3 separate regions of the Mus musculus genome follow, and regions 2 and 3 are each linked to region 1. A link is a loop called in an ENCODE intact Hi-C map of the cell type or tissue named here. Cell type or tissue: heart. All regions are shown on one strand. Each heading gives the region's core, and the rest is flanking DNA. Links, peaks and the distances in the headings are about the cores only.

What was found. Hi-C counts contacts between places; a loop is a spot of excess contacts. Peaks named below come from ENCODE experiments on the same cell type or tissue, not always from the same donor. Only the 100,000 strongest peaks of a DNase experiment are listed, where the experiment ranks them.
Region 2: a loop joins it to region 1, with 2.3 times the contacts of the local background. A loop is called at or near these places in 11 of 42 quality-filtered maps.
Region 3: a loop joins it to region 1, with 3 times the contacts of the local background. A loop is called at or near these places in 2 of 42 quality-filtered maps.

The regions. Positions count from the first base shown.
Region 1 is chrX:167,230,762-167,238,729 of GRCm38, reverse strand. No RefSeq gene overlaps it. Among named protein-coding and RNA genes, the nearest start is that of Tmsb4x, 26 kb to the right of the region's middle. In heart, for the core only: a CTCF peak has its summit at 5,105 (motif pointing right); a DNase peak (open chromatin) is centred at 5,209; H3K27ac peaks cover 319 bases.
Region 2 is chrX:166,801,343-166,809,310 of GRCm38, reverse strand. Gm36547 (a long non-coding RNA gene) reads left to right here. Exons shown (of 5, transcript XR_878299.1): 4 at 6,464-6,527; 5 at 7,117-7,136. Among named protein-coding and RNA genes, the nearest start is that of Gm36547, 19 kb to the left of the region's middle. In heart, for the core only: no CTCF peak of the experiment used is centred there; no DNase peak of the experiment used is centred there.
Region 3 is chrX:166,506,711-166,514,678 of GRCm38, reverse strand. Tceanc (transcription elongation factor A (SII) N-terminal and central domain containing) reads left to right here and starts at 4,201. Exons shown (of 5, transcript NM_001007577.2): 1 at 4,201-4,386; 2 at 5,673-5,773; 3 at 6,933-6,970. In heart, for the core only: a CTCF peak has its summit at 4,247; DNase peaks (open chromatin) are centred at 4,148 and 4,488; H3K4me3 peaks cover 1,474 bases; H3K27ac peaks cover 1,944 bases.

The DNA of each region.
Region 1 (7,968 bases), core at 2,018-7,017:
GAAAGTCCCAAAGCATTCTCTTTAACTCTGACCTTGAGATAAAAGAAAAGGGGATTGAGAAACCCTCAAAATGTACTTAGCAATCCACTGTCTCCCTCCTTATTCTCAGTGGCCAGAAGGTTGATTGTGTCTAGGCACTATAGAATGTCAACAGACTTGGATGCTATAATGTCGATCCCACAAGGCTCAGCATCTGGGCAAGAATTACAAGCATTCTTATCTGACTCTTGGGCAAATGCTAGAAGTAAAAGAAAAAAGAAAGAACTTGTAAAAGCACCCTTTCACGTGCTCAGACTTGCATTGAAAGTCACCTTGAGAAGTGATGCAGGTAATTATTAAGCTTTATTTAGCCTCCTGCTTTGTATTGGCTACATGTACAATTTGGAACAGATAACTAGAAATGGACATAGATTGTCTAACCCAGTATACTTAGTAGGCCCCTGCCCTTCAAACCTGTCAGAGTTCTACTGAATACAGCATTTAAAAGCTTAAATTTGAGATTCTTAAAATGATAGAGACTCCCACATCCCAGCAGTGACACCCTCAAGGTCTCCAAGAAGATACGGACACAAGAAGAAAGGGTTCCACATGGACTGTAGTATGATAACTACTGAGAAACCATTGAAAAATACTGCTCCATTGCCTTGCCTGATGCTGAGGCCTGTCCTGAACTGTGGACAAACAGGGACACTGGAAATGCCTTGAGTTAAGACAAAGCAAGGTCGGTCTTCCAAGTTCCTCATCTACAGGAAGGCTTCTCAGATTGGCCAGGCCTGGGAACCGAAGTTTCAGTCTACCCTGGAGCCTGTGTCCCCAATGAAGCCATCAACATCACAGGAACCTAGTGAAGTGACTAAGTGATGGGTAAGTCTGTCATTTTAATGGGCACATAGGCCATTTAGATTATGATATATCCTTATCAGATCTCTGAGAGGGTTTGAAGCCAGTGATCAACAAACTGTGTCTCATGGTAGTAATTGGATAGGAAAAGTTTATGTCAGGTCTGAGGATATGAAGGCTTCTAAGAAAGTATTTGAAAATCTAGGAAGGTCTTTTGAGGTTGGAAAATACAAGTTGTGGAGGATTTATCTTTTTTTTTGTTTGTTTGTTTTCCAAAACAGAGTTTCTCTGTATAGCCCTGGCTGTCTTTTTGTAAACTTAAAAAAGACTCTTGTAAGCTAGAGGAAATCCACTCAAATCCATTTCCCACTGTCAAATAGACTCAAGATAAGCACTGTCAATTATCAGCCTTTGTCCCTCCCCACCTGCCCATTCCTGACAGTGGGATCTGTTTCTCTTTCCCTGGTCCTGGAATCCCCAAGCCTCCTACTACTACCAAGACCGTGGGCCTAAGAGTTTTGAATGTACACCCAAGAAAGTTTTTCTCCCTAAACTTTATCTTCTGTCCCTAACACCCAGGTGTTCTCTCAGCATCTGCATCCAAGAAAGTTCCAAAACAGTCATTCACAGGTGCTCTGGCCCAGCCTTACAGACCGCTTTAATAGGACCTAAACATTCCTACTCGGAGAAAATCCCACAACCTGAATAGTGATGAAACAACCAGCAATTCCTGGATTGGCTGACATTCAGCTTTTTGTCCACACCCCATAACAATGGCATCCCAATGTCAGCGAGAAGTAATCATAGATGATTTCATCGCCCATTATTCATTTATCATAATAATAATAATGAGAGGCTGGGATGTTTGATTTCAGACCCTGGTACAAGGGACTGGGGCTCATATTTTACATATCAAAGCAGACCTGACCTCCAGGTTCTCTCAGCATCCCTCTGTTCCTATCTGGCATACCCTGTCCCCCAACCCTAAATTTTCCAGCCCAGGAGCTGGGCTGCCCTTCCCCCAAAGGCTCCTCTCTCTGTAATCCAGACATTTGGGTCTCTCTTGCTTCTTCTCTCTGCACATGTATCCTTTCTCTCTTTGCCTCCAGCCCCCTCTCTCTGTGGCAAGTTCCCTGGCCTCCTTCCTTGGGGCACTGAAATCAGTCACCCTACAGTAGCTTTGCAATAAACCAGTCTTTAATATATTCAAATCTAGCTTGAATTGACTCATTTCACAGCAAAGAAATCACCTATCCCTATACAATCCACATATACCATTCCAGGTTATATGCTCAAAGGAATTTAAGTGAGCATATCACAAAGCTACTCAGATATCCATGTTTATTGCTGCACTGTCCACAACTGTCGCGTCCTCTCTCGACCAGCAAGAACGACACGACCACCAGTCCTTCTAACAGCAGTTTATTCAGCAAACTTCAGTCTTCATCTCTCTCTCTTCATCTTTTCCTCATCTATCTCTCTCCAACCCCAGGCCTCTCACTCTTATATACTCTCAGTCTTCATCCACTCACAGCAGGCCACGTCACCTCACCAGGCACGCAGCTTCAGCCAATCAGGGCGGCAGGGGCATGTCTCCACCAAATATGGACTTGTTTAAACTGCCAGCATCATGGTGCACCTGCGCAGCTCTCACGATGGTCGTGGCTTATATTCAGGTGTATGAGGAAGTCAGGTGTAAGTCATAAGACTTAGCTGCAGTCCCGGGCGCCATCTTGGGACTGCTGCCACACCCGCTCCTCACACACAACAGGCAAAATGTGCCATCAGACTATAAGTCCATCAACAGAGGAGTGAACAAGGAAAGGAGGTCCATGTACACAATAGAGTTATCCTCTCCAAAACAACGAAGTAATTTTATTTATGAGAAAGTGAATAGAGATCATCATGTGAAGGAAAGTAAGCCAAATTCAGAAAGACAAATATACTGTATTTTCTCTTACTAGTGGAATGTATGCATTTTCACTGAGGAGACAGGTGTGAAGAAAGGAGAGTGGGGAAAGCAATAGAGAATAATAGGGCAGAAGCCTGACAAGTACTCCATATTCTCATTCATATGTAGAATACGTGTGTGAAAAAGAAAACTCTTCTTCAGGGCAACACACTTGGGAAGTATTTGCTTGTCAAATAGCTCTAATATGCACTGTGACACCCCCTCCCAACAGAGCTGGATTATACAGCTTTCCTAAACATTTGTCTGTGGATTATAATTTTTTTGCTTGTAATGTGTGTACTGAAACTAAGGGTTTCTCTTCCAAAATGCAGATTTAAAGGCCTGATGGAGATCCTCCTAGCCTGGTAAGCCCTTGAAAGTGTTCCCAAGTGTATGGTGACAGTCACTATTCTGCCACAGATTCTTATGTTTTTAAGACGGGGGGGGGGACCCTCAAACCATATTTCTTGAGCTGTTCATATACCGTTGGTCTTCTTCTTGATCAGAATGTGCTAGTTTTCCAGAGGTGACATTATTCCAAAGAGACAGTTGACAACAAGACGGATCATACTGCCGAAGTCAAGAACAAAGAAAAAGTAACCATGATAGATTCTTCTTTGATATCGGGGGAAGAGGATAATGTCTCCTTCAGTAACATCGTTAGTCATAGACAAGAGAAGCTCAGTACTTGACACAACTGAAAATAGTCCCTCCATGGACTAGGTTATCCTCTGCTGCGACTGAAGGAAATGTCTGGTGACTTAATAGGGAATATTGTACTTTCAAAGGCATTAAATCCCGTGGGTATAATTGAAACAATTACTTTCTGATCTTGAAAGAATTTCTACCTTCAAAACAGCAAAGCTTATCCAACCAAAGTTGGCTACTCTGGAGATATTATTTACATTGGAAAACAACATTAAATATGCATATGTATATACCAATAGTCACGTGTACACGTGTCTACCTGTAGATGGAGATGGCCATCATTAACTGTCTAGTAAGTATAAATAAAAGGGGCTAGAGAGTGGCTCAGTGATTAAGAGTATTTGCTGCTCTTGAAGATGACCAGGGTTCCATTCCTTGCATGCAGATGGCAGCTTGCAGCCATCTGTGACTCCAGTTCCAGTGGATCCGATGCCCTCTGTAGGCACCAAGTACATAAGTGTGCATAGACATGAATGCACAGTTGCACATATGTGTGTACATGTGTGCACATGGATGTAGAGGCCATAGGGAAGCCTCAGTTGTAGAAGTAGACAAGTTCAGGGTCATAAGCACTGGCATGGTGGTTTTGGGGTGTTAGAAAGTGAGATTTTCTCACTGTGGCACTGCTAAGATCTTGGATGACATTACTCTTTATTAGGGATTAGAAGGATCTGTCCTATACATTTTGGGATTTTCCACAGCATTTGAGTCTTGCTGCTGCAGGCCAGTAGGGCCCTCCCTTTTGCAGCTTATATACATTACATAGAAGGAAAACATATACTAAATTCTTAGTGTGGAAGTATGGGTCCGACGGCTATGATTTGAGAGTGGCTGGCTTTAGCCTTAAAACTTGCAAAATTAAGGGGCTATGTGCCTCCACCAAAGCAACTGCTTTGCCTAGGGGAGAAAAGGAGAAAGTTGCTGGTGCTGAGAAGTGAATGCTTCTGGAGATGCAATTTCTACTACTTTGGATTGACCTTGGTGAATGCTGTATTCACACCCAGTCAGGGGATCCCATTTGTGCTCAAAGAAACGGTCACCCACACGTGAACTGAGAATCCTAGAAGCATCATGAAAGCCTTTGTAAAGATCACATCTGCAGTGAAAAGTGTGAGGTGATCAACATCTCAGACTCAGGACTCAGTCAAGGGCATCCTCAAATTTACCACATACCTATATTTTCCCATGGATGATGGGGCTTTATAAAAATAAAAGGTCCTAGCTCAGTCGGTAGAGGCCTGCCTAGAATGCACAAAGACCCATGTCCCATCCCTACACATAAACTAGATGTGGCACAGACCAATCATACCAGCACTTGGCAGCAAGGGGTGGAGGTAGAGGCAGGAGGATCAAGAGCTCAAGGTCATCGTCAGAGTAAGGTAAAAAGGCCATCCTGAGTCAAACAAAAAGACCAAAGACAAGGTACACTGCCATCAGATCAGATCAGGAGTGTCTTTCTCTCATGGCTACCTCATTTTGATATAGTTGAAGGAGCTCAATTTGTCTACGGAGACTAAGGTAAAATAAGGAGCCTAACTTAGTCAGGCTTTGTTTTTCAGAGGAACCTAGCCACTCTTATGAATCGATACCAAGGACTGCCAGCAGATGGCAGTAAAGGTCCGCCTAGTGCTCTAGCTTTGGGCTAGCCAGGCGTTCAGGGTGTGGTATCTTCATTGTTGATTTTGAAACCTGGCCCCTCACCTGCCTGAAATCTGCCAGGAAAAAAAAAAAAAAAAGGTTAAAAGCCACATTCCCACTGTATCAGAGAGCACTCCTAAACAGGGTAGTGTTCGGGAACCTCGCCCTACACAGTCAGATAAGCCGTCTACGTGGATCCAATTCAGACCTTAACAAGTAAACTCCAGTGCAAATTTTCTATTGGCTCCCAGTGATGTCACTTGCTGCGGCTGGGAGGCTGGGAGAACTGGTTTTCTTAGTGTGGGGAACCTTTGTTCTCTGCAACACCCACCTGGAACCCTGGGGCCTCACTGTGAAGCCAGGGCCCCCAAGGTATCTGGATACAGCACACTGCTTTGCTCCAGCACACCTAGAGTGCCTAAGAAATGGAAGTGCAGAGCAAGGGTTAGGTGAATTCACGGTACAGGAATGACTCTCACCTGGGCTCCATGAAACTCAGTCCCTAAGCCAAGCCAGGCTTTGTGGAGCTTTAAGTCACTCACTTGATATTAGTTCTCCCCCTGGGATGGATGGAGTTCTTAAAAGGCCCAGAGTGGTTCCAGGCCTTCTGGATTGGTTCCTGGGTTCATTAAATCACCTCACCCTTTAACCACTTTAGACTCTTTACACCTCGGGCACATTTAAAATAATATGCAAACCTTAATGAGGCAAGGGTAGAAGAATAGAAGGCCTATTACTATACAAAGTTGATTTCTGCCTCCTCCTAAACTGCCACAATTAACACTGTTCCCAAAAGGTCAACTTGATTATTTGCTTTGTCCCTTTCTGAAAGAAGCACTTGTGTCTGGCTTGTCTTTAAATATCTGCAGGTCATCTAAGAGGAAGTCCGTGGTGGTGGTACTTTTGTAGGACCTGGCCATTTGTTTACATCCAAGCTCTTTAACCCTCTACAGCTGCAGGTGGAGAATCCGTGGTTCTTCATGCTCTGCCTGGACTTCACGCTCCATTTAGCTCAGCAGTGACCCAGGTGAGCCTCTGGCCACAATGACAGCGCCATTGCCCCTCCACTACTAATAATGTGGCGGCTGTAGTTGAACTTGCTGTTAAGTCCAACAGTTCTCTTGGGTAGTTAGACTAACTGTAGCCCTTAGAGGTGGAAGAGTCGGGCATGACTGTGAGGGTGTGGGAGAAGGAGCCCAAAGCTAGTTGCCAATACACTGAGCTGACAACATGGCCTGGCCGCCCCGCTCAAAAGCTGGGTGAGCTTATTTACAGAGCTCGTCACCGCCTCAAAGCTTCACTTTGTTCACCTCTACTATCAAGGAAGAAAAAACATTCCTGAGGCTTTTCTTAAAGGAGGGCTAAACCTGAGGTGCGCTGAGAAGTGACAGTGACTGACTTGTGGGGTGGGGAGAAGCCCTTTGCAGTGCTTGCCAATTTTCTCAGCGCACGTGCCCCCTCGTGAGAGGACAGTCTCTTTCTTGCCCAAGCTCGGCTTTTGCTGCCTTCCTTGGCTCCCATACCTGGCTTTCAGCACTTCTGTGATTGCGACTCTCTGAACACTTTTCAGTCTTTTCCATAATCCCTACGGATAAAATGAATACCTTTGTAGGTCTTTTTTTTTTTTTTTCATCTCTCTCCACCTTCGCACTTCCTCCTTCTCAAGCTCACAGCAAAATTACTAGATTTGGAATGTATGCTTATGGAATAAATGAAGGGGTGACTGGAAGCTGACATTAGCAACAGTGAGGCAGGGCCTCCAGTGCCGACCTCTTAAAGCAGAAGAACACGAAATCATTTCTTTTGGGGAGGGTAGGGGGCTACTGCAGCCCTTCCTGCAAGGCATCCTGGGATCTGCAGGGAAAAGCAAGACTGTCTGGCGGAAGCAGCCCTCCCCACAGAGACCAGCTATGCGTTTGTTAGCATTTTTCTGCAGGAAGGGAGAAGTGGATGTCGGAATGCAAAGAGACATGGACGGTGCTGCAGGCATCTTTGTTTCTGTAAAGCTCCTACCTGGATCTGGCCTTTAGACAAGTTGCTTACTTCCTTACTTTTCTCATTTATCTAATGTGACAAAACCTGTGCTCAGCTTACTTCTAAGACATAGGGAAAAGAAACAATAGGTGTTCGAGCAGGCTTTTTAGTCCTGCCACAGAATACGTGGCCACCAGTTGTTCCCACGTGCTGCTAAGAAGGGGCAGGGCCACTGGGACAGTTCACATTCATTCTCACGGGAAGTGAAAGTGAGTCGCGTTGCTCTGTGTCTGTCATGTGACAGCTGTAGGGCACAATCAACTCACTGAGTTTCTGCTTCCTGCTGCTAGGGTGACACGCCAGGCCTGGTGGCTTATACCTCTAAATTCTCCCAATTGGGAGGCTGAATGTTGCCTGGATTATACATGGACACCCTGTCGAATACAGCAAAACAACAAAACAGGGGTGATAGTAGGTTTTATTTAGTAACCACTTCCAATGTGACTAGTCCTGCTCTGGCAGTGCCCCTCCCCCTGCAACCCCAGAATTTCAAAATGGCAGCCGCAGCTTCATTTTTGTGTGTGTGTCGAACGGTACCTAAGCTTCTTTGCAGCTTTGCTGTGTACCAAAAATACAGCTTTTGGAAGTTGTTTTGTAAATTATCTTTTCAATTTTTTATTTGTCTTTATTACTTGACCTACATTATTGTTCTTGAGAGTATCTCTTTATGTAGCCCAAGCTATCCTTGGACACATAATACTCCTAACTGCCTCAGTGTCATAAATGCTAAACATACAGGCATACAGCACTGTGCCCAGTGAGGGTTGTATACTTTCATTCTCTTGAACACATTTTGG
Region 2 (7,968 bases), core at 1,998-6,997, 430 kb after region 1:
GGAGCCTTCACATTAGCCATGGCCATGATGTTTCACGGTCACAACATATACAGAATCCCATGCACTTACTGAGTTTGTAGTTCTCTGGTGCTTCCAAATCACACCTGGCCCCTGGGTGTCTGGAACGTCACTAATCCCATACCCCATGACAGAGGCTTCGATTTATTTTAAACTAATGGAAAAGGGGAGGAAGGAACACATATTTGAAATGATGTCTGCATGGCAAATTATAATTTGTAGTTTAGGCTTTAAATTGTGGTAAATTTTAAAGAACTCTTTTGCTGTACATGAAACTGAGACTGTATCAGATGTCCATATAACTATTTCTTGACTTCTTGGTCAAGAAATAGTTATTGCTATGGAACAAAGAAAAGGTAATAGGTGTTCTGAGAGAAATATGATCCCTACCATAAGCCTTTCTCAGCAGAAAGATTCATAAACCTGAGACACCAGCTTTCCTGCCTTCAGTGTACCTCAACATATATTAGTATGAAGAAGAATATCACAGAGGTGTACACACCCAGCATCTTCATCCATTAGGTGTAAATCCTCTGATATTCCCCTGGTCCTCTTTCTGGTTTGTATCCTTCCTTTCCCTATAGTATCTGTATCTGGCACCAATTTTCTGTATTTTTTCCTACCTATTATAGTACTAATTTTCTGTGTGGCATCATGAACTGGGCAGAATGTAATTTCAGCACTCAGAGGGCTGAAGCAGGAGGATTGATGTGGGTTCAAAACTACCCAGGGCTACAAAACAGTACAGGTCAAAAAGAACCATATTGAAAGACCCTTTCTAAAGAAATACACACACGCGCGCATATGCACAGCCTTTGTGGGACAGCGACTCATATAGAAAGACATTCTGCTTATGAGCTGTGCTATCCACTAGGCTGGGGCCCAGATGAAAGAAAAGATGTAGGAGGAAGGCAGCTGGCATATGAAACTTGCACTGTTCTTGAGTGTGTTATCTGCTGATGCTGCTATTGCCTGTGCATGTCAGACTCCCTCCTTATTCAACCTTTCAACATGGACCTTTCAGTTCATGCTAGCAGAATTCCGGGGCTTTCCAGCTCCAGCCTCTGACCAGGGCCACCTCATTGATTCCTCCCACTCTGAGGCTCCTAGCTTCTTAGGTTGAGCAGCTACTGGTTGTTCTGGCTCTTCAGAGTGCAGACAGCCAGAGTTAGATTACCCACCCTGTAATTGTGTAAGCCAACTGAATAAATCTCCTTTTATAATTATAAAAGTAAAATAATGTGGCAGTATATGAGGTTTTATTCATCAGATTGCTTTTTCATTGGCTGTTTTTCTGAATTATCTACCCATGTTGCATCTCTTTTGAACTGCTCTGTGACACTCCATTGCTGAGTACAGTATGCTGTACTAACCATTAGAAACATAGCTGCAGAGAAAGCCTGCCATGTGATTCTTTGCACATATGTCAGAGATCAGATCAGCTTACAGATCTATTCGTTCAAACTGAAAAGTTCATTCCAGAATGATTTGTCAAGTCACCGATCCCAATAACAAAAAGAACACACACACACACACACACACACACACACACACACACACACACACACACCCTCTGCCACTCCCTGACCTGGAGACAAGGTGTCAGGCAGCTCAGACTGACTTCAGACTCATTGTGTAACTGAGAATGAGAAAGTTCCTTGTTTTCAGTTACACTAGACTATTAGCTCTGAAATAGCAGAGCTTTGTTTACTTTCCTTTCCTAAAAATCAGAGAAGCATCTCTTTGGCATTAATTTTTCCTAGTCTGTGAGTTTATTTTCACATATAGCTTGCTTACGAGATGTCTCTTTGTCTTACTGAATTACAAACTTCTCTGCATATTTTAAGATGCTAGTGTATTTCTCTCGCCATTTCTATGGCTTCTTTTTCTAAGGTTGAAAGCACTTTGCTTTCTGTTGTATTTATATTTTTGCTTTGTATTTGCTTCTCTCATCTTCACTGGAAAGTTGTATGCTTGTTTGGGAAGGCTTTGAATTCTAAAGATACTATCCATTATCTCCTTTTCAGAGGTTTTCATGACTCCTTTTTTTTGTCCAGCTCTCTAGACTGTTCCTTTTATCTCGATGGAGTACGTGATAGTACGTACTAACTCTCTTGCTGTCATTTGTGGAAACTTCTCTCACCAACTCTGCACGTTATAATACCTTTGGAGGGGGGCAAGTTTTCATTATTTCACAGAGCAATTTCTGAGTGGTTTAGATATTATTGTCTCTTGCTTTTCTATCAGCAAAGTGTGGTCACCTTGTCAAATTCTGTGAAAACTCTGGTTGGAATTTCTGTTTAAATCCTGTACATTTATTGATCAATTTGAAAACTGTCATCCTCTCAATTATGTCTCCCCTCCCCCAAAGATTTTGTTAAACCTGCATGTATTCCAGACATCTGCTCTACACTTTACACTTTATTCTTTTTTGTATACTTAGTATAAATTTACTCAGCTAATTTATATGTTTGTTGCTCTGACACTTGAGAACTTTATTTTAAGATATTTTCTGTGTTTAACATTTATTTGCCTCGCTGGTTTTGGCTTTTATGAAACATTTTAGAAAGCATTTGCATTTTATTCTTGCATGACATGAAATATAAATATAGCATTTTCCCACAGAGAGTCAATTATTTTCAGTTCTCATGAATAATCTCTTGACCCCTGGTTTACAAGACCTCATTTATTATGCATTGCTTTTTTTTTCATACATGTCAGGGTGATTTTCCCACCATCAGTTAGTTACCATTGATGAATATATTCATTTTCATGTGAATATCATGATGTTCTCATTTCTGTCCATTTTAAATGTCTTTGTATATGTATTTGTGTATAAATACCCACAAAAATATTCGATGAAATGTTGTGTCTTTTGTCAAAAGAAGTATTCAACCAGGATGCCCTTGTGGTATTGTCTCTGGGTTTTATATTATGCTTTAATAGCTGACAGAGCAGCTGAGTTCCTCTTGTGCTTGTATTAAATCAGTATGCTAATTTGGAAAAATATCTCTAGTATTCACTCTTTCATGAATTGGTGATATATTCATTTATTCATATTTTCCTCTAAGTCTCTCCTCTCTAACACTTTGTCATTTTCCTTGCACAGATTCATTTTGAAAGTAAGGTTTCATGCAAATATTTTTTAAAAGAAGCGTGTTCCTTTCATTTGCATACAACTTTGGACTAGTTACTATGAAGAGCCAGAAAGCTGCTTGCTTTTGGACATTTTTCTTTAACCATTTGCTTACCCCCCATAAAGACAAACCTCCCAGTTTTTAATTATCTTGAAGCTTCTCAATAAGTAATTGTATTTTGCCCAAATAATACTTTTTCATGTCACACTTATAATACTAGTGGCATTAACAGTGACAAGGCCTTGAAAATGTACTAACATACTAGCAGTGAGGATCCTTGTTCCTTTTAGTGGGATCTGGTCTCTTGGCTCCTCCTTGTGTAGCATGTGCTGCTGATGAAAGGGCTTCACTCCTGTTTGTCTGGATTTCCCAGACAGCTGCTAAGTACTTTGTAAAGACAGCCTATCCTGTGTAGATCTGTCTGGTCCTCTGTGTCTGGTGTCTGCGGGCTCCCAGTATACAGCTGGAAACTGAATCAAAGCCACAAAGAATGTGTCTTACGTTAGATGCTGGGGAGGCTCTAACAATCCAGGACTGTCTCTTTCTGGAAATGTCGACACTCCCATAAGTCCTAGGAGACACCTGGGTTTCCTTCATGTGCTTCTGTCTATCATTGACCACATACTTCGAAACAAGTGGGAATTGTAGCAATTGTGTCAGCTGCATTCCAGATGACAATGTGGCCAAGATTTAGAGCAGACAGACTTAGAAAGTTATGCATGGCTCTCATTCCTTAATCTTTTCACCAGAGGCAAACACCACTAACAAGTAAGGACATGTGTTATATGTCATAGACATCATAGACAACGTATAAACATGTGCATTCCATGATTTCTCTTTTGTGCCTTTCAAACACATATATTATACATTTGTGTGATAGAAACACATTTCTTCTAACTTAATATAATTAAATATATGCTTTTTAATAGGTATATATTGTCCTCATTTTTCCTATTTTCATTTTTCTAATTTGTTGTCTTGTATGTGGAACCAAAATTTATCTAGGAGAGTTGCTGAGATGTAAGGCAAGCATATTTGCTTACTCAGCTTAGTTTTCAGAGGTACTTTAACTAATGTTACTAAGTTGACATTACTTTAGACTCTGACTTATGAATCATTACTTTTTAGTTTAGTATTAAATAATCTTGAGAGTATTTAAAGTATTCCTCACAATTTGACATTTCTGTGATATGTAAACATGATTTTTATATTTTACAAGAGCATCAGACTTACAAGGTGGTTACTCTAAAGAAATAACAATAATACCAATGCCAGAACAAAGATTATGGAATAATCTATTTGGGCAATATGGCTTAAGTGGGATGCATTTTTTTTCGATCAAGAAAATGAAAATGGTTTAGGAGTACATTCTTAGGGAGCATATGAGGATAAATGTAAAAATAAATCATTAAAACTTTTAATATGTTTTACTGGGAAAAATACATGCTGTGTTTGGAAGAGGAAATGGGCCATGACTAATCACATAATGAATTCTTCACAGAAGAAAGAACCAAAGGACCTGATGCTGAACAATGAATGAACTTTGAACTGCTCTGTGACACTGCTCCCAGAGCAGTCAGTGAGACTTCCATTTCCTTTTCTGAACCATTACCACTAGTCGGTTAAAAGTGGCTGTAGATGGCTTGGTTTTAACTGATCCCACTGTTGGTTGTAGGTGGATTTCCTTAAATAATAATGCTACTGTGTCTTCATTGGTTATTTGGGTTACTGATTGATGTTTATGGTCTTTGTGCCATTTTTTTTAAATTGGCTTGGAGATTGTTCTTAGACTCATGGATTTGGCATTCCTTTTTTTTTTATTTCTCTGTTTATTTAAGAACTATGTTGATCATATATATACCTTATCACAGTTCTATGAGTGTAGCAAGGTAAGAATTGGTCTCCCCTACAAACACCATTATATATTTTCATTTTGTACCTTTTTGGTTTAGTGAATTTTATGTTGATTTTTGTATAATTACATTTTAAAGCTCTGTTGCTAATAGGTTTTCTGAGAAGAAAATGTTCTCTTTCTTATGCCTTTCTTCTTTATGGGCTTTCTTCACACTAGTGCCCATGTTTTCTGAACATACATACATACCTTCACTTTCTGCTAGCATGGTCTAGATGATGGTTCCAAGCTAAAGACAAAACAAAACAAAACGAAGCAAGCAGTGTTAGCCTGGGGTGGTGCTGCACCTTTTGAATCTTAGCACTCAGGAAGCAGAGGCCTGTGAGTTCAAGACCAGCTTGTACTGTACTGAAGAGGTAAGCCAGAAGTACATCATGAATTCTTCTAGTTCAGCCAGAGCTACACAGTGATAACTGTCTTAAAAACAAACAGACACTAAAACAGAGTCTGAAATTGTGGCGTTGTTATTTTTACATCGAGCTTATTTAGAAAGAGAGATGCCTGGTGTTCCCATGAAGTCTCTCTCTGATTAGGGACTGTTAATTCTCTCCCAGAACAATGCTGCCAGTCTTTCAGAGGCTTCCAGATTTGATTCCTTTCTGTCCTCTCTGTCCAACAAATCGTCTCCACGCCCTAGCTCACAAGCCAAATAGCCAGTCAAAAGAAGCCTTGACGCGTAGCCATCTGTGAGTGTTGAAGCAGGGTGATTGTGCTCAGCCCTGGAAGCTGTCGGTGTAGACCACAGATTGGCAAACAACTGCAGGGTGGGAGAGGGGGTGGGGGTGGGGTGAGCTGGCAGAAGGTGACATGTGCACACTGAAACACACAAAGAGCTTCAAGTGATCAAGTGTCCTGCAGACAGCTGGGACTGAGGTTAGCCGCCACCACCTGCTGGAGAGCAGCTGTCAGAGGGGAACAGCCAAATTCAGGGCCCTGACACAGGCACTGCCAGCCCAACAGGTGAAGGCTGGAATTGAAAAGAGCCAGAATCTCTGGGTCAGACAATTGGCACATTGTCGCCTGGAATATCATGCCTCATGCCCCAAGTGAAATGTCAGCTGTTCCCCTGTCCTATGTCAAAAAATCTTTTCTTCCTCCTCCTCCTCCTCCTCCTCTTCCTCCTCTTCTCTCTCCTCTCCTCCTCCTTTTCCCCTTTCTCCTCCCCCTCTCCCTCCTCTTCTTCTTTCTCCTCCTCTCTTTCTCTTCCTCCTTCTTTGGTTTTTTTCTTCTTCAAGACAGGGTCTCATATAGACTGACCTTGAATTCACTATATAACTGAGAGAAACCTTAAAACTTCTGATACAGCTTACAATTGTGCACCACCTCTTATGACTATTTTAGTCCCCATTCTAAGTGAGATTCAAGCATTCTCACTTGAGCTTTCCTTCTTGTTTAGCTTCTTTGGATCTATGGATTGTAGCATGGGCATCCCATATTTTATGGATAATATCAACTTATAAGTGAGTACATATCATGCATGTCCTTTGGGGACTGGGTCACCTCACTAAGGATGATATTCTCAAGTTCCATCCATTTGCCTGCAAAATTCATGATGTCATTATTTTTTAATAGCTGAATAGTATTCCATTGTGTAGATGTACCACATTTTCTTTATTTGTTGTTCAGTTGAAGGACATCTGGAGGTCCAGGATCAGATGTGGGGAGGAACAAGAGGGATGGCCAAATAGCCATGAAAATGAATTGAAATATGCAACTGATGAGGGTGTGGAAGTAGGTGGCATTTCCAGGAGGAGACAGAGACTTGGGATAAGGAAGGCACCCAAGAACCAATCAATGGGGGTGTCTTTAGCTGTGACTCATGGCATTGGGGATATGGAACAGACATGAACTCTAAAGGAGCAATAGGGACACCAACCTACCCACACAACTTTCAACCCAAAATTTATTCTGTCTACAAAAAAATTAAGGGACTGGGGATAGAGTAAAGACTGAAGGAACAGTCAACCAATGACCAACCCAACTTGAGACCCATTCCATAGACAATCACCAACCCCTGACACTATTAATGGTACTCTGTTATGCTTGCAGACAGGAGGCTAGCATGACTGTCTTCTGAGAGGCTCCACCCAGCAGCTGATTCAGACAGATACAGACACCCACAGCCAAACAGTGTGTGGAGCTTGGGCACTCTTATGGAAGAATAGAAGGAAGAATCTCCAAAGGAAGACATGCAGACTCTACTAACCTGGACCCTTGGGGCATTCAGAGCCTGAATCACCTAGCCCTCCCTACACACATGTAGGAGATATGCAGCTTGGTTTTCATGTGGATCCTGAACAACTGGAGCAGGCGCTATATGAAAAGCTGTTGTCTGTACTTGGGCTATTTTCTACAATCTGTGTTGCCTCATCTGGCCTCAGTGGGAGAAGATGTGTCTAGCCTCACAGAGACTTGATGTACCAGGATGAGGGGATACTCAGGGGGCCCCCACCCACTCAGAGGAGAAAGGGAGCAGGGTGGGGAAAGGATTGTAGAAGGAGGTGACCGGGATGGGGCAGTGAGTGAGACATAAAGTGAATAAGTAAAATAATAATAATAATAATAATAATAATAATAATAATAATAATAATATTAAAACAATTGTGCACCATATCATTTATGCAGTACTGGGAATTGAACCTAGAGCTTTGTGCATGCTAGTCAGGTAGCATGAAAATGTAGCACCAACTGCGGTACGATCATAGCCCCTTCTTACACTCTTAATGAAGATTCAGGTTCTCTGGGCAGCCTCTTGGGCCACATACTAGATGTAATCAAACCCATAGCCAAGATCATTTGCCTGAGTTCTGGGATCACAAAAGGACACAAAGCCTCTTACCTCTTGACTGAATGATAAGCTCACGTAGCAGTTGTATGCAGATCTGTAGTGTGCTCATTCAG
Region 3 (7,968 bases), core at 1,998-6,997, 720 kb after region 1:
GGCTGGAGAGGTGGCTCACTGCTTCAGAGCACTTGCTGCTTTTGCACGGGATCCAGTTTCAATCCCCAGCCATCTGTAACTCCCGCTTTAGAGCATCTATCTGATGCTCTCTTGTGGGGTACCAGGTGTTGTGTCTGGCCAGCAGATCACAGCCTGGGTTTTAGCCTGGAAAGGCATTTTGGAAACCTGGAAGAGAAGAGGGGCTAGGTGGCGAGAGAAAGAAATGCAGCTAAGACAGGCATTCTGATCAAAGCTCAATTTTACTGTTCTGCACGCAGTTATAAAGCAGGGGAAGGGGGCCCGATTCCCGCCAATTAGTCTTGGGGTCCAATAGCAGGGTGACCACGTGCACGGCTCCGAACAGCAAAGTGGCAGGTTCTAGCAGTGGGCGTGGCAGAACGATAGAGCCGGCAAGCTCCACCCCTGAGCAAGCAGGTTTCAGGCTGGGGGAGGGGAGACTACAACCAGGTACTCACGCGATATACAGATGATCAGTCAGGCAAAACACTGAGACACATCAACTAGGAAAGTAAACAAATCTTCAAATAAGAGCACCCGAGACAAGACCCAAAGCCTATGTTTAACTCATCATAGAACTCAGTACTTTAATTGACAGTCAGTGGAACATTGCCCCAACCAATAAAATTCTCAGCAGTTTTCCTGGTGTGTATTTCCAGTTCAGTTATGGAGTCATTCCAGATGTGCTGAGCCAGGACAGTTCCACAGAGCTTGCTGCAGTAACTGACATGTTGTCTACCTGTGCCATATACTACAGTACCCATTTTCCACAGTAGCTGATAACTTGGCATTGAGGCAGTGTAACTGAGGAACTGGGTTTTAAATCTTATCTAAACAAAAATAGCTGTAGATGCCCAGTGCAGCGACGAAGGCAGGTCTACACGGGTAACTCTAACTTGCCTCTTAGGTGATACACTGTGTTTTAGAGTTTTTAGATTTCTTTCTTCCTTCACACCCTCTGGTGTCTGGGTCATATCTGGTTTTTTTTTTTTTTTTCAGAATTTTGACTAATGTTTTTCTTTTTTTTTTTCTAATTCTCCTCTGTACAGTAGGGTAGGCAGCTTTTCAAATAGCTTTTACTATTTAGACTAATTCATTCCGGGAAATGTTTAATAGTTTTGGTAGGACTGTTCGGTTTGGGGTATTGATGCACCGCTGAGGATTGAACCTAGGGCATATTTCATGCTCGCACAAACAGTCTAGAGCTCAGCTACACCTTCATCCGGGTACAGTTATTTGCTTTTATAGACTTTTTTGTTTATTTATTTTACGTATTTTTGTTTATTTATTTTTATTTTATGTATATGAGTATCTTGCCTGCATGTATACATGGATGTATACCATGGACATGCCTATGGCCAACAGAGGGTAGAAGGGGACATCAATCCCTGAGTTTCACACAGTTGTGAGCCACCCTATGGGTGCTGAGAGTCAAAGCCCAGATCCTCGGAAAGAGAAACAAGTGCCCTTAACACTGAGCCAGCTCTTCAATCCCTTGTGAAAAATATTATATATTTCAAGAATTGTGCATTACAAATCTCACCAAGGATTTAGTCCCGCTAGGTGACTGCTTAAGGACAATGATGTTTCAAAGCCCTTCATTTACCCCCCCCACCATGCTCCCCTATGCTCCCAGGGGGTCAGGACTGAACTCAAGGCCTAGCGCACCCTAAGTGAGCACTCTCCACTCAGCTGAGTGCTGTATATTGGTATTTGCATATTCCTGAAGGTGGCCAGAGTAACTCAGAAAATGAACCTAAAAGTAACAGAGGACCAGGAAGAAAGAAAGAAAGAAAGAAAGAAAGAAAGAAAGAAAGAGAGAGAGAGAGAGAGAGAGAGAGACCACTAAGGCATATGACATTAAATAGGAGACTACTGACTGCCAGTATACTTGGAGTTCCTACACAGTGAACTGCAGCCTAATCTTGGATGTAAAGAAAGTGCAACTCCAATGGGCAAGCATAACAGCTAAGTCTTAGCCAATCACAGTATTCCAAGTGAGCAGACTGTGTACCCAGAGCCCCATTTGGAGCAGCATCTAGCCAAGCCATTTCTTCGTGATTGTGCTTTCTTTCCATGCGACCAATATTGCCTTGAGAATGCTCTCGGTTTTTCTTCTCTGGTCCTGGGCAGCACTGCCTAATTCACAAATATCAGTCTTTGCTCAAATGAATTCTACTAAAAGTAAGCTATCAAAAATTATCGGGTTTTTTTTTTTTTTTTTTTTTTGTACTAAGCAAAGATTCTTTGTAATTCAAGCCGGGCTCTTCTAGGCCTTGTGTGCGCACATCTTCAGAGGCCAGCTGTAGCAGAGTCCTGATACTTATCATTTACTCAGAGCTTCTCATTCTCACTACACAATCTCGCTCAGCATCTGCTCCAGTTCTCCACTCTGTACCACCCACTTACACCTACACCCCTACTGTCAGATCTGCAGCCAAAATCCCATTGGGTTAGAGCCTAGCTTGGTTTCTGTTGCTGGGATAAACACAGTGGTCAAATACAACTCAGGGAGGAAAGGATTTATTTCATCTGACAGGCTACAGTCCATAATTGAAGGAACTCAGGGCAGGAACTGGAAGCAGGAACCATGGAGGAATGCTACTTACTGCCTTGCTCCCAAGTACACATCAACTACCCTTTTGTATACAGCCCAGGCCTAAGTACTAAGGATAATATGGCCTTCCCACAGAGGGCTGAGCCCGCCTACATTAATTAGAAATAGAGAAAAATGCCACACAGATGTGTACAATTTTTCAATTGAGACTCCTTCTTTCCAGGTGTGTCAAGTTGACAAGCAAGACCTTGCAGTTTTGTAAATCAATTATTTCCGAGAACTTCAACACCAAATGGTGTTACTTTCAGAGTGATAAACCATAGCAAAAAACAAAAAAAAAAAAAAACAAAAAAAAACCAAAAACTTCTAGACTGGGCCTAGTGATACACACCCATAGTATCAGCACTTGGAGAGCAAGAAGATTATCCTAGTTTGAGGACAGCCTGGACTACATAGTTGTAGACCAGGCTAGACTACAGTGTGAGAATCTTGTGTTTAAACCAAACCAAACCCAAACCAAGATTGCTTTGTAATCATACCCTAATACTAACCGTTCAAAACAGAAAAATAATCAGGCATCCCTTATCCTGATCAGTGTGAGTTCCTTGTCCTCCCTCTGCTGAGGTAAAATCTCTTACATTCATGACCAGATCACCCTGCTGTATCCCTGCTATGAACAGATCCAGTACACAACACTGAGGGGTTGCTTCCTTAAATCTTTTCCTGAATTGTTTTGGCATTGGAGGTCAAAGGAGTCTGCCACATTTTCTAGTTCAATTATCACTGTGGTTTTAATCCTTGAAGGCAGACCATGTTCACACATACACTCAGGTTTCTTGTAACTAATTACTGAATGGTTACTACTTCCTTTCATTCTTGTGATGCATGTTATATGCTTGTTGGACTAATTACTGTTAGGCATGACAGTAATTATGGCTTGCCTTTTTGCTGCCTGGTTTGTTAGTTGAGAGAGTCTTACTATGTAACCCTAGCTGGTCAGAAACTTATGGACCTTCTCCCATCTCTGCCTCTGGAGCGCTAGTATTATATGCCACCAGGTTTAGCCATTTTTATATTGATTTAAAAAAAAAAACCCAACCATTTATTATTACAGACCATCACTGTTAGCCATTTATATTTTATTTGATTGTTCTTATGGAGGGTTTTACATTTGTTTATTTTTATTTATTTAGGAAGGCGAGTACCGGGTCCAGCCTGTTTAGTTTTGCCCCAGGCTGTCCTCGAACTCGGGATCCTCCGGTCTCTGTACTTTAGTCTTCAGCCTTTGCCTACTGGGGTCCATCACCACAGCCAGCCTGTTTTTATTTTTGTCCCATCTGTTTTACTGGTTTGACGGAAACTAAAAAGAGTAAGCGCATCAACAAACGTTGCCACTGAAACGCAGCAGCCGGGTTAGTTTCACTTCGGGCCTTAGCTCCTCTCTCAAGGGACCACTCTGCGAGGCCCGCGGCCGCTCTGCGCAGGCGCCAAGTCCAAAGCACCTTAGCGTCCAATCCCACGCCCACGTTGGCTCGCCGGAACCTTAGGACTGGTGCAGGCTCTGTCGTCCGGCCCCAAGAAACGGAAGTTCCCTCCAGGAGGAGGCGGCACCGCCCACTGGAGGGCGGCGCCTGCGCTTCTGGGCGGGCGGTGCTGCGGCCGCTAGGGCAGTGACCGAGCATCTCCGATGGCGGCGTTCCGCCATTTCCGTTACCTCGGCCCCCGCGGAAGGGCTAACTCCCGGGTCCAGTGGAAGGCAATCCCGGCTCGCAGGGGCGCTCTGGTGCTCCCCGTGCCCAGGCTGCTCGAAGGTTGATTTCCTCCTCCCTTTAGGTGCTGTCATTGGAGCGGGCCGGAAGGCGCGCCGCCATGGCTGTACGGCCTCAGGGCCGTCCCCCGGGGTGGATTTCTGCAGGCTTTGTTTAGTAGTCAACCCCACCCACAGGAATCTCTCTGGGCGGGCCGGTTCCTCTCCCTGTCCCTTCCCCCGGGATCCTAACGTGGCTGCCTAAAAACAACGCCCCGCCAGCGTCTCGTGTCCTAGCCCCCCAGCCCCCCATGGCCCGTCCATTCCCTTCTGAGCCAGGGCCTTGAAGCTTGACCGATAAGTTTAGCCTGGAGCTAGAAAATTTCTCTTTTTTTCCCCTCCTGGATGTTGAGAGAGATTTAAAGACTGCTGGTCTGTTCCCTAAGCCTCTGGAAAATTTCACAGTAACTTTCCTGTGCTTTTTCTTCACGTTTGGACGATTTTAGTGCAGATGTGTGTATGCCCTTCCTATAATTGCATATTCCCAGGCGTCTGCATGCATTCAGGCAACACATGGTAGGGCCGACTCTTGCTGTCACTATAAAAGGTTTTGTATGTGCACACACATTGTACACACACACACATATACATACTCATACACACACTGGTAAATGGTAAAATGTACACTCATATATGAACTACAACTGCCATGAAATGTGTCTGATCTGGATTGGAGTGTGTTCGAGTGTAAAGCACAGCAGACTTTTGTTTTTGAGAATTAACACAAAAAGGAATTAAAATACCCTTTTATCAGATTTTGAAAGGACAGTATTGGGGCGAAGCTTAGGTGTAGCTCAGTAGTAGAGCACATACTTTAATCTGCCTAAGGCCCTGGGTATGAACTCTGCCACTGCATTTTAAAGGAAAAATATTTTAGCTAAGTAAAACTAGAATTAATTCCAACAAATTTTAACATACTATCACACATTTAAAAAATATCTTTGTGGCTTGAAATCTTTATATGAGATAGCATTGCTCTACAAAGGGTGCTTTCAAACAGTACCCTGTGGCCAAACACAGACTGCCCACATTCTCTTTTGAAATACAGTCTCTTGTAGCCCTGGCTGGCCTCTTTCTGACCACACTGGCTTTATGAGGTGTGCATAGAGGGGGGTGGGCTTGAGGAGGGTGCAAACTCAGTGCCCTGTGCATGTTAGGTAAGTGCTCCACGAACTGAGCCTCATCTTCAGACCCCCTCCCTCAACACACACACTTTAAAAAATAATTTGTGCTAATCAACTTAGATGTCTTCCTTAATTACTGTCCTCCCCCCTCCCTTTTTTGAGACAGGGTCTGACACTGAACCTGAAGCTCACCAGTTCAGCTAGACTGCCTGGCCAGTGAACTCCAAAGACTGACCTGTCTCTCCCTTCCCGTTGCTGGAATTACAGGTGTGCACCATAAGCCTGGCTTTTTATGTAGATGCTGGGGATCAAGACTCAGGTCCTCATTGCACAGCAAGCAGTTTACCACCTGAGCCATCTTCCCAGTTCCAGCCTGCCTTATTAGGTTTAATTGTATATAGATGTGTGGGTATATGCATGTGAGTGCCAGTCCTACAGGAGGCCAAAGGCATCAGGTTTTCCTAAAGCTGGGTTATAAGCACTTGTGAACTACCCAGTATAGGGTGGGAACTAAAGGGGATGTAGGGGAAGGAGGCAGGAGGGAGGATAGCCCAAGCCCGGCCAGCGTTCCTCCTATGCTCTGGGCAGGCAGACGCCGTAAGGCTGCCAGAAGCTTTCCACTCAGCCCGGGTGGGCATTTAAGCCACTGACCCCACTTGACAGGGGGTGGGGTGGGGTGGACAAGGGGCAGCCCCTGAAACCAGGGCCCCCAGGACAACACCCTGTTGCCCCGGCGTTATGGGAGCAAGGGCTGAAGGAAGAGAGGTAAGGGCTGAAGGAAGAGAGGTTCCCACACAGGTGAGAGTAAGTGTAGGGGGCCTTGATGAGCAGAGACAGTCTATGGTTTTAGAGCTTTATTGTAGAAAGGCAGGGGGAAAGAGAAAAGAAAGGCTAGAGAATAAGAGTAAGAGAGTGAGAGGAGAGGAGAGAAGAGTAAGGGGAGTAAGAGGAAGAGAGCGAGGTGGAGCCAAACAGCTCCTCTTATGGTTTGCTGTAATCTTTACTATTGCTAGGTAACTGGGAGGAGTTTAGCCTGAAGGTCAGAAGCTTGGGACATTGTCTACATGACTACTAGCCATGCTTCTCCTGTGGGGGTTGAGGGGAAAGTAACTTCGACAGGAGCCAGGGTCCAGGAGACACGAGGGAACGCCTTCCATCCCATGTAGGTGGGAATTACCACCACTGGGTCCCGGGGTTCAACATCTAGCCTCAACTGGAAACCAGGCTGTCTGTGCATAGCCCAGTGCCCCACAGTGTAGGTGCTGGAAACTGAACCTGGCTCCTCTAAGATAGCAGTACACAACTGCTTAACCATCACTCCAGCCCCATTCAGTATTTGCTATCTGTTTGTTCTGCTGCAAAAGTAATAGAGTTAAATAGTCCCTGCACCAGAAGTCTAAAGTATTTCCTATCTGTCCTTTTACAGAAAGTATTTGCTGGCCTCCTGTCCTGGAAAAATAGCTGGTATGTAGATATTAAATCTTTTTTAATGTTTTTTTTTTTAAGACAAAGTCTCACTATAAAGCTCATGTTGTCTAGACTTGACAAACATCCTGCCTTAGCCTCCAGAGTGCTAGGATATATGTGTCAGTATACTTAGAAAGATTTATTCATTTTTAAGTTACAGTTAATATATTTGTGGTGTGTGAATGCACATGTCGAAGTCAGAGGAGAACTTGTCAGTTCTCTTACTCTAGTACCTTCTAGGGACTGATCTCATGGTGTCAGGCTTGGAGGGCAAGAGCCTTTACCCACTGAGCCAGTTTGCCAGCCCCTGGCAATTTTTAAAATATTTTTATTATAAATTCACATAATTGTCAGCCACTTATAAAGACTGAGTGATTCATTAAACTATCTCTTTTGATTCACATATTAATCCAGGATGGCAGAGTCACCTTTTTTTAATTTTCTTTTTTATTAGATATTTTCTTTATATATATTTCAAATGCTATCCCGAAAGTTCCCTATACTCTCCCTTCACCCTGCTCCCCTACCCACCCACTCCTGCTTCTTGGCCCTGGTGTTCCCCTGTATAAAGTTTGCAATGCCAAGGGGCCTCTCTTCCCAATGTTAGCCAACTAGGCCATCTTCTGCTACATATGCAGCTAGAGATACGAGCTCTGGGGGCACTGGTTAGTTCATATTGTTGTTCCAAATATAGGGTTGCAGACCCCTTCAGCTCCTTGGGTACTTTCTCTAGCTCCTCCATTGGGGGCCCTGTGTTCCATCTTATAGATGACTGTGAGCATTCACTTCTGTATTTGCCAGGCACTGACAAAGGAGACAGCTATATCAGGGTCCTTTCAGCAAAATTATGCTGGCATATGGGTTTGGTGGTTGATTATAGGATGGATACCCGGGTGGGGTAGTCTCTGGATGGTCCATCCTTTCGTCTTAGCTCCAAACTTTGTCTCTGTAACTCCTTTCATGAGAGTCAGGCATTTTGAAGATGATGAAGTAGA